2 separate regions of the Homo sapiens genome follow, and region 1 is linked to region 2. A link is a loop called in an ENCODE intact Hi-C map of the cell type or tissue named here. Cell type or tissue: B cell. All regions are shown on one strand. Each heading gives the region's core, and the rest is flanking DNA. Links, peaks and the distances in the headings are about the cores only.

Region 1 (5,365 bases), core at 73-5,072, 170 kb after region 2:
CCCAGGCCCTTAAGCACTTTCAATAATAACAATGATAACAATAATACCTACTCTACTGAGCGAAGACTGTGTGCCTAACCCCGGGCTTGGGGCCGTTTCATCAGCTCCGCCTGATGCTGTGAAGTAGATTGCCAGGCCTGTTGTCCAGGGGTAGACTGAGGATCAGAGAAGGGAGGCCCCTTGCTGGGGGCCACCTGGTTGTCATAACTTGTCCAGTGCCTATCCTGGCAGTTCTGAGGAGCGCCTCCCTAACAACACCCATGCTGAGGTATCCAGGCTGCCTTCAGGTTCCTGAACAGCCTGCCCTTTCATTCTTCTCCCAGAGGCCTCCCTAAGCCCTTGGGAGGTAGGCAGCTTGGAGCCTTCTCCCCATGGGGCCCAGATAGGGCAGACCGTGTTCAGTGGTATAGTGAGGTTGCAGGCCTGGTCCCTTCTGCTGGCCCATGCCAGGGCCTGACCCTCCATCAGAGGGCAGCAGGTGTGAGGGGGCGGCCCAGGGCAGCCTGCCTGCTCCTGCCCCCAGCCAGGCATTTGCTTCCGCTGGGGGACTTGCTGGGGCAGGCGGCTGGCATTCTCCACATTCTGTGCATGGCATGGCCAGCCAGCTGCCGTTGCCACCTCCCTCTGAATCTTCCCGCCTGCTCCCCAGGAGAGGATCCCGCCCCAGGGCCTGCAGCCCCAGTCCAGGAGGCCAGATGTCTCAGCCCCATTCCTGGTATGGCCTCCCTCCCAGCTCCCAGCTTCCTGCCTGGCTTCCCCTTGTTGACAGGCGTTGCTCCTTCTCCTGGGCCTCTGTCTGGCGGTCTGGCTCTGTCTGTCTTATCCTTGGCTTCCTATATCTCTCTGGTCTCCTATTTCTAGGTCTATACGTGTGTCTCTCTTTGGACCTCTGTCTGTCTGACTCTTCTTTGAGTCTGGGGGCTCCCTGTGCCTTCCTGGGTTTGTCCCTCTCTGGACTTCAGTCCTCGTCTGAGCTTTCAGCCCACCCTCTTTCTGTTTTGGCTGCCAGCTGGCATCCTGTGTCTCTGAGCCAGCCTTGGCCTCTCTTTGGCCCTCCTACTCCCACTCTTTAGATGGACTTGCTGCCCCCATGCCAGCCTCCCAGCCCCACCCTGTGCATATCAGGTGTTCTGTTCTTTTAAGACAGTGGGCAGTTGCCAAGCACCAGGTCTCCTACTTCCTTCTTGGGGAGTGTTGGGAGGTTGTCCAGGCCAGGGAGCCCCCTCATGCTCTTTGACAAATTAACTGCCTACTACTGTCCCTGAAATCTGCTGAGAAGTGCTGAGATCCATCCTGCAGACCCATCCACCATCCAAGCACCTGTTCCCAAGACAGGCAGGAAAGCGGGGGCTGTATGGACCAAGCTAGGAGATCCGGCTGTAGGGGGCGGCAGGAAAGAAGCTTCAGTGCCCACCCACCTGCCAGAGGGCATGACCCAGGTCATCCTACCTCCCCCTTTACCCCTTGCCTTTCATTTGATGCCAGCTTCATTGAAAGGAGTCCCAGATATAGTGCACCCCAATGGGTAGGGCCTCAGAGACGAGGCAGTACCCACCAACTATGCTTGGGCAGGTGGGGAAAAAGAGGGGCCAAAGGGGTTAAGCCTGGGTCTCCTGACTCCCCAGATCCAGATACTGCCCACCATAATTTCCATTTTGTTTCAAACAGTGAACCCTATCTCCACCAGCAGAAGCCAGCTCCCTCCTCATCCCTCTGCCAGGCCCAGGGCTGAGCAGTCCTGGGGCAGGTGGGTGAGGAAGGCAGATGTGGATGCAGGCACAGGCAAGGATGAGCCCAGGGAGGTACTGAGTCTGGGGAAGCCAAGGGGCAGGGACAACTCAGTGGTTCATGGGGGCTGATAAGGGAGGATCAGGTAGGTTTCTCACTGGAGGTGACATTTGAGCTGAAGTATGAGGAATGAGTAGATTTCAGAATAGTCAAAGAAAGGAAAAGGCAATTCCACCTGAAACAGCTGCATGAGCAAAGACCAGGAAGAGTGAAAGTGCATGAACTCCGAGTGGCTAGTTGAGGCTGGAGCTGACACCAGAGTCCAGGCTTAGCAGAAGGGTGCCGTGGACGACAGGCCCAGCTTGAATGCCAGGCTGAGAAGCTGGGGCTCTACGCGGGCCAGTAAAGAGTCAAGAAGGCATTTAGAGCAGGGGAGGGAAAATGTTGGATCTAGGTGTCAGAGACCCCTGGAGACCGCCCTGGAAAGGCAGGAGTTGGGAAGAAGATGGCTTGGGGAAGAGGAGGAGAGGAGGAAGAGCTTGTGAAGGTGCAGGAGTGAGTCTTGGTAACTGTAGAAGAGACCCCAGCTCCCCCAGCTTAGCAGCCCCCAGCACCAGGAGCTGCGAGGCGTCAGGCTGCCTCCTGGCGGCAGGCGGCGGCGGGACAGCAGGCGCGCGCATGCGCGGCAGAGGGGGTTGGGGGGTACGTCCCGGAGCCCCCGGTGCCCGGGTATTAATGGCTCCATTAGTGGCCGGGAGGGAGGCGCATTAGCGGCGGCGACGGCGTCTGGCTCCCATTACCACCGGCGGCAGCGGCTGCACCGCAGGCGGCTGGACCCTAGCCCGCCGCGCCGCCTCCTCCACCCCCACCCTATCCCCTGTTCCCGCTCCCCACGAGGGCCCGGGCAGGGAACTCCCGTCCCCCTATTTCAGCGGAAAAGCTGATTGTGAAGCCAGATAGATTTGGGTTCAAATCCCGGCCGTGCCACCTCGCGGCTGCAAGATGCTATCCCCCCTCTGAGCCTGTTTCTTGCGAAGTAGTCGGGGAAACCGGGTGCTCCGGGGGCTGTGTAGAAGCGGACTGGCACCCAGCGAGGGCCGCGCCCAGCCCCCGCTGGCACCTAGGGGTGTGGGTTCCCGCGCGCCCCTGGGTGCAGACCTCCTGTGTCGGGCCTCCGTCCTTCTCATTGGCTGCCGTCTCGCCCGCTGACCGCTGATTGGCCGAGACCTGCTTCTCCGCCCCTGAGCGATTAACCCCTGCGCTGCCGCGTCCTCGGGCTGGGTGGGGTACCCTCCCTCCCACCGCAGACAGCTCGGGTGCCAGCTGGCCGGCGCCCCGCCGCGGCCCGCGTGGGTGTCAGGCCGGCCGGGCACCCGTCCGCCCTCCCTGCACAAAGCGGCTTTGTGGAGCCTGCCGGGGGTTGGCTGGGGGCCAGGCGGCGAGTGGAAAATCTCGTGAGCGCGGGGAGGGGAGGGGAACGCAGGGCGGCGCCCCCTCCTCTGCTCGGGCCTTGGCGCCTCCCTCAGCCCGCGCCGACCAACCCTCCCAGCCCAAGCGCCTGTACACCCCTTTCCCGCCCCCGCACCTTCCCTTCCCCAAACCCACGTCTCTCAACCCCCCCACCCCCGCATCCCACCCATCTCCCAATCCCTGGGGACCATCCCCCACACACTCTCCCCAGTCTCTCTTTTCCTCCTGGTCCCCCTGCCTACCCCAGCCCCACTCACACTGACTCACCCCGGCGCTATTTTTAGCCCCCCATCCTTGCCGAGCCGCGCCAGCCCAATCCTGGGCTCGTTCCCCAGGCAACCCTGGCCGTCGCCGACGCCGCCCGGGGTGGGTGGGTGGGTGTGTATGTGGAAAGCGGGTGAGGGGAGCTGGGGACACCGGGGTGGTGAGCTGAGGCGGGGACCCGGGCCTGGAGAGCAGGGTGGGGAGCCGCAGGCGGCCGGCAGGGGTGCGGTGCCTCGCGGGCTCAATAAATGGGCCCCATGAGTTTAGAGTGCGCGTCTGCCTGTCCCTCGGTCTGTCAGCATCCCTGGCTGCTCGCCCCAGGCCTCTGGGCAGGCCTCAGCCTGTACCGCCCGCCCGGGTGGCTGTTGATGTCTTCGTCTGGGTTCCCTGTCCCCAGGCCTGGGTGTGGTGGCACAGTGGGGGCTGTTTAGGGGCAGTCCTTCTGTGGAGTTGGTTAGGGGTTGGTGCAGGGGGTGGCTGCCATCACAGTCCTGCTCAGTACCTTTTTCCAACTAGGGAGGCCCCAATTAGGGTTGGGGATGGCAAGAGAGTGGGAGCTGTCTAGGGATAGGACCTGCTCCCTCCCCTCTGCTCCTAATCCACCCCCACCCAGGGTTCCTCCACCCTGAACAATAGAAGCTAAGTATAGGGCTGGCCCAGCGCCCAGGGCAGGGGGGCCCTTCCCGCCCGGATTCCCGCCCCTCCCTGCCAGGCTAGGCCCCCACTTGGTTGTACCCTGCCCCGGACGGGGCCTCTTCCCATCTCTCCTCCGTGGGCACTGTGTATTCTACCAGATGTGCACCCCTCCCAGATGTGTGGGGCCCTCTTTCCCTCCTGTGCCATGCCTGGCTCTTTTTCTCAACCAACAGAAGTCGGGGATCTGGGGGGCAGAGCTCCTCTGAGCTCTGTCCTTGGACTGCATTGCAGTAGAGAAGGGGTTAACTTGCCAGTAGGTGACTCACTCACCGGTGGGGAGAGGAGGGGGCAGTGGTAGGGGCAGTGGTGGGGAGATAGCAGGCCACATTGATTTCAGCCTCAATTCGTGCCTCACATTGCAGTCCCTGGGGCAGTGAAGTAATGGAGGGTCTGAGTCTGGGGCTGCATAGGAAGGAGGGGGCAGTCACCTAATAGTCCCTCTGGTTGCCCCTCCAGGCTCACAGCCAAGTGTCTGGCCCTGCAGTCTCTGGAGGTCAGAGGGCTACAGACCTTCCCTTCCCTTTTGGGCTCAGGTTACCCAGTTTTTGCCCCCTCTCCATTCCTTCAGCTCTGTCAGTGGATGAGGCAGGTTGGGGAAAGGGCTCGTCTGCTCCTGTTGACCATCCAACCTGTGTAAGAGCCCAGTCTTGGTCCATCTGAGCCTGTGCAACCTTTACGTGCCCAAGTGTGTGACCCCAGTCCTGTGCCTTTACTGGGTATGGCTCCAGGGCCCCTCTTGGGTGATCCAGGGCCTCTGGGTCTCTGCCAGATGGGCTCCACATCCTTGCCTGTGTCTTTGTGTGAGCCCCCCTCGCCTTTCTGTGGTCCACGTGGCTCTGTATCATTGTCTAACTATATTCCCCAGCCTCTGTTTGGAGTTCCCTCCCTGGGTCCACCCTGAGGTTAAGCCTTGAGTAATGGAAACAGCACTTGAGTTAGAGCTCTGGGCTGGTACATCTTGACTGCATGATCTTGCCACAGTTTATTCAATCTCTGAGGCTCATTTTTTCACCTGAACAATGGGTGTAATAAAGCATACCTCCCTAGGTGGCTGTGAGGATTCAATGAACCAGATAATACATACAAGCTCCCAGCACACAGCAGCCCCAGTAAGTGTTAGTTTCCTTTCTTCCTGGCCCTTTTTTTCTGGGAGGGGGGGCGGGGTTAGTGGGTGGCTGGCAGAGCAGTGTGGTGGGGCCAGCCATGG
Region 2 (5,365 bases), core at 196-5,195:
ATCACTAGGGACTCCAAAGGGAGGGAGAAGGGCAAAGGCTGAAAAACTTCCTACTGGGTACTGTGTTCACTACTGGGTGACAGGAACAATTATACCCCAAACCTCAGCATCCATGCAATATAACCCTTGTAACATACCTACACATGTATCCCTGAATCTAAAATAAAAACTGGCTGGGCACAGTGGCTCATGCCTATAATCCCAGCACTTTGGGAGGCTAGATGTGAGAATCTTTTGAGCCCAGGAGTTTGAGACCAGCCTGGGCAAGATGGCAAGACCCTGTCTCTACAAAAAGAAAAAAACAAGAAGGAGGAAGAGGAGAAGGAGGAAGAGGAGGAGGAGGAGGAAGAGGAGGAGGAGGAGAAGGAGGAGGAGGAGGAGCAGGAGGAGAAGGAGAAGGAGAAGGAGGAGAAGGAAAATTAGCCAGGCATGGTGGTGCATGCCTGTGGTCCCAGCTACTCAGGATGCTGAGGTGGGAGGATCCCTTGAACCCAGGAGTTTGAGGTGGCAGTAAGCTATGATCACACCATGGCACTGCAGCCTAGGCAACAAAGGGAGACACCCGTCTCCAAAAAACAAAATAAAATAAAATAAATTAATTAAAATTTGGCTGGGTGCGGTGGCTCATGCCTGTAATCCCAGCATTTTGGAAGGCCAAGGCGGGCGAATCACTTGAGTTCAGGAGTTTGAGACCAGCCTGGCCAACATGGTGGAACCCCATCTCTACCAAAAAAATACAGAAAAAAAATTAGCCAGGTGTGGTGGCGGGCGCCTGTAGTTGCAGCTACATGGGAGGCTGAGGAAGGAGAATCACTTGAACCCAGGAGGCAGAGGTTGCAGTGAGCTGAGATCACACCACTGCACTCCAGCTCGAGCAACAGAGTGAGACTCCGTCTCAAAAAAAATTAATTAATTAAAATTTAAAAAAATATAGGCATCAAACATATTTTGAGTGGTCATAAAATCATTTATGGGTTTCTTTATTAGCACACTAAGTAACAAGATCCAGCAATAGATCTGATGACTACTGTAATTTCAAAGCAATCATGAGTGAAAACAGTGTTTTGAGAGATCTGCAACAACTATAAGAGAATTTGAAAATCTGCGTACATTCTCTTGGTGACAAAGTCTCAGTACCGCTAATACTACTGTTGTCTGTTGTCTATATTCATGATAGAGGGACATGCTATGGTTTGGTCAGAAGATAGTAAAAATTGAGATGTAATTTTTTTCCCATCCAAGTTCATGGACTCTGAATTCTATGCACAGACTCTTCTAGGGGTGGTCTATGGAGTCCAAGTCCCTGTTTTAAAATATAAATTAAGCCATAAGGCCTCTACTGATTTTCATCACATTTGTGGTATAATCCAGATCCAGGCTATGGTCCTGCATGGCCTGCCCACCACCCCCGCTTACCTCTCCTTCCTTGCCTCACACAACTCTAACTCCCTAACTCTGATCCAGCCCCACTGATCTCCTTCCTGTTACTGAACCACAAAGAAGTCCCCACCTCATACCTTTGCTATACCCTTTCTAGATCTACACAGAGGTGGTCCCTCCTCATCATTTAAGTCTCCATCAAACGCCCCCTCCCTAGAGAGGCCTTCTCTGGCCACACACTCTTATGAAGTCTTCTTTTTCCTCCAACACTCTCTATTACACTCTTTTCTTTCCTTCATAGCAATTATCTGCTTCCTGCCTATCTCCCCAACTACAGCGGGTGTCAGCTCCAAGAGGGCACAGACTTATCTACCTCATTCCCCGCTATATCCTCACCCAGAAAGGCACTTGGGCATGGTGATATTCACTAAATATTTGCCAACTAAAGGAATGAAAGAAGGGGAGAAAGATGATGGGGCATGGTGGCTCGCACCTATAGTTCCAGCACTTTGGGAGGCTGAGACAGGTGGATTGCTTGAGCCCAGGAGTTCCAGACCAGCCTGGGCAACATGACGGGGTCTCTACAAAAAATCCAGGCATGGTGGCACGTGCCTGTAGTCCCAGCTACTCGGGAGACTGAGGTGGGAGGATGGCCTGACCCTGGGAGGTCAAGGCTGCAGTGAGCCATGGTCACGCCACTGCACTCCAGCTTGGGTGACACAGAGAGACCCTGTCTCAAAATAAAACAAAGAAAAAAAAAGAAAGAAAGGAGAGAAGACAAGATTCTGGGTGAACAGGAACAGTAAGTTGGCTCAGGACTAGGGTAAGCCGGTAGGAGGCGCCATTTCTCCACAATCCAGCGGCAGCATGGCCCTCTGAAGCCACTTGAGGGCGTGTTACGTCCGAGTCAGAGCACACCAGTCAGAGGGTGGAGAAGGTATAGTAAGTGGAGACAGGCCAGAGAAAAGACCCTGGCTGGCATATTTTGTAGATCAGCTGCTCTGTCCCTAAGCTTTAAGGAAACCTAGCACAAGAGCTAGCATGCCTGTGAAAGCTGAGAAGGGACGGTACCGATTCTTGCTCATTGCTGTATTTTGATCACCCTCCCAGTGCAGGAGCCTCATAGGTGATCAATACATTTTCAATGAATGAATGAGGTGAAACCTCAGGACAGACTGGCAGTACTTTGCCATAGCTGGGACTTTGGCTATGACTGGGGGCAGAAAGGTTGATATGTGGATTGCAGGATACATGGGTGAATTGCCCACTTTCCTACCAGGGCTCAGTTCCACCTGGGGGAGAAGAGAAAGCCATGACAGTGAACTTGAGGAGTTCACTGAGGAGGAGCCCCAGAGCCGGCCGGCTGCAACGGCCCAGGTGCTGCACCTCACTCCAGTGCACAGGCCAGACGGCCCATCCCCCATGGCCTCTCGCGCCCCCATTAGAGGCCTCCACACAATCTCTGGCAGCCACCATGACTGGAATGGTGTTGGCGCATGAGTTGACATTCCTTTGCCATCCCTGATATGGCAAATTGTGACCAGCTCTGGATCTTCCCTCTCTAAGACAAGTTAAGTCCAGAGTAGGGGAGAACAGGAAGGAGTGGGGTCTGGGAACTATGTAAACTATATCGTGATAGATTGTGTTCAAAATGAGGAAGGGAGGATGGATGGGGAAAGGGAAGGCGGACAACGGACACAGTTTCAGTGAGATAACAGGAATACATTCTGGTGTTCTATTGCACGGTGACTACTGCTAATAATGTACTGCATATTTCAAAATATCAAAGACAGAGTTTTAGTTTTAGTTTTTGTTTTTTAAGAGACAGGGTCTTGCTCTGTTACCCAAGCTGGAGTGCAGTGCGTGATTATAGCTCACTGCAGCCTTGAACTCCTGGGCTCAGGCCATCCTCCCGCTTCAGACTCCCAAGTAGCTGGGATTACACTGCGCCACTGTGTCTGGCAAGAAGAGTACTTTAAATGTTTTCACCACGAAGAAATGATAAATATTTGAGGTGATAAGTATGCTAATTAGCCTGATTTGATCATTCCACAATGTATACCTGTATCAAAACATCATATTTTACTCCATAAATATATACAATGATTATTTGCTACTTAAAAATAAAATAAAACTCAGCTGGATGCAGTGACTCACGCTTATAATCCCTGCACTTTGGGAGGCTGAGGTGGGAGGATCACTTGAGGCCAGAAGTTCAAGACCAGTTGGGCAACATAGTGAAACCCCATCTCCACAATTTTTTTTTTTTTTTTTACTTATCCAGATATGATGGTACATGCCTGTAGTCTCAGCTACTTGGGAGGCTGAGGTGGGAGGATTGCTTCAGCCAGGAGGTTGAGGTTGCAGTGAGTTATGATGGCGCCACTGCACCTCACTGCAGTGAGTTATGATGGTGATAGAGCAAGACCTCGTCTCTAAAAAAATGAATAACTACATAAATAAAATAAAACTTAAAATTAAAATGAGGTCAGGCTTTCTGACACTCTGAGTAATCTCAGTCTGTCTGGTGGTGGGACGCACTGCCTGGGAAGGGAGTGGGTGCCTGCCATGGAAGCCACCTGGGTGAAAATCCCCACCTGGCAACAACACCAACAAGGAAACGCCTAACCTAGGGGAAGGTTAGACTAGTGGGGTGCAAGGGTCCCTTCCAGCTTGGAAACTCGGGGGTTTGAGCCTTAGCCCTCTCACCTGCTTCTTGCTGTGTGCCTGGGGGAAGCCACTTTCCCTCTGGGCCCCAGCCTCCTTAACTGTACAGGATCACGATGCAAGTTGTTATGGAGAGACCTGGGCCTTGGAGCCCAGAATCCTGACTGCCCCTCACACACCTCAGGCCGTTCCTTACCCTCTTTAAGCCTCAGTTTCCTCAGGTGACACCACAATAAGTCTTACTTCATGGAGCTGTTAAAGGAATTAAATGAGACAATATGTGTAGAATGTTTAGCCTGATTCCTCTTCACTTAATTGGTCCTTCATAAATGGCAGTCATTATGACTGAGTCATTTCTCTCCCAGGGCCTCAGTTTTCTTATCTGTAAAATGGGGATAATAATGTCTACTTTTTCACTGGGTTGTTCTGAGGCCTGAGTAATATTATCTAGAAAGCATTTTGGAAATTACAACATATCCCTCAAAATGAGCATTTGCTACCATTGCCCACCTCATGTCACCACACTTGAATGTGAGCTCTTGAGGGTGGGAACCCAATCTGGCTGAGTCCTTCCTTCCTTCCATCTGTCCATCTATCCTTCTTTCCTTTTCTTTCTTTCTCTCTTTCTTTGGAGACAGGGTCTTACTCTATCTTCTGGGCTGGAGTGTCATGGTGCAATCATAGCTCACTGCCATCTTGACCTCCCATGCTCAAGCGATCCTCCTGCCTCAGCCTCTCAAGTAGCTTGGGGGCTATGGGCATGCATCACCACACCTGGTTAATTTTTTTTTTTTAAGATACAGGGTCTCTCTATGTTGCCCAGGCTAGTCTCGAACTCGCCTCAAGCCGTCCTCCTGCTTTGGCCTCCTAAAGTGTTGGGATTATAGGCATAAGCCACTGTGCCTGGCCAAATTCATTCTCTTCCTGACAACTAACAACTTCCAGCTCCTGCCCAGATACTCTGCTGAGCTTCAGCCTCAAATATGCATCTGCTTAGTTGATGTTCCCATGTGGATGATTAATAGACTCATCAAACCCTAACATGTCCAAAATGAAACTGCTGGCTCTCTACCCCAGCCTTCCAAAACATCCCATTCCTCCCATCTTCCCCAACTCAGGAAACCACGTCATTACCACCCAGCTGCTGAAGCCAAAATCCTAGGAGTCATCCTTGACCTATCCAATCAATACAAAATAGCAACCAGGATCCCCATCCTCACCCTCCTGGCTCAAGCCACCCTCATGTCCCATCTGTATGCCTTCAAGGACTTCCTACTGGGCTCTCTTTTCTACTCTTATCCCCTGCAGTCCATTCTCC

Evidence for each region. A loop is a pair of places that touch in the nucleus more often than their neighbours do. Peaks named below come from ENCODE experiments on the same cell type or tissue, not always from the same donor. Only the 100,000 strongest peaks of a DNase experiment are listed, where the experiment ranks them.
Region 1: it touches region 2 in a loop (13-fold over the local background); 8 of 110 quality-filtered maps call a loop at or near these places.

The regions. Positions count from the first base shown.
Region 1 is chr19:42,277,572-42,282,936 of GRCh38, forward strand. The region is part of intron 2 of CIC (capicua transcriptional repressor); the gene reads left to right. Among named protein-coding and RNA genes, the nearest start is that of CIC, 11 kb to the left of the region's middle. RefSeq lists silencers at 2,151-2,490, 2,571-2,690, 2,971-3,290, 3,551-3,750, enhancers at 2,332-2,476, 2,616-3,121, 4,134-4,638 and a cis regulatory region at 2,397-2,412. In B cell, for the core only: CTCF peaks have their summits at 2,374 (motif pointing left) and 2,578; DNase peaks (open chromatin) are centred at 2,410, 2,940, 3,870, 4,600 and 4 weaker places; H3K4me3 peaks cover 1,660 bases; H3K27ac peaks cover 3,536 bases.
Region 2 is chr19:42,106,458-42,111,822 of GRCh38, forward strand. All of the region lies in intron 5 of POU2F2 (POU class 2 homeobox 2), which reads right to left. Among named protein-coding and RNA genes, the nearest start is that of POU2F2, 23 kb to the right of the region's middle. In B cell, for the core only: CTCF peaks have their summits at 2,229 (motif pointing right) and 2,443; a DNase peak (open chromatin) is centred at 2,244; H3K27ac peaks cover 2,999 bases.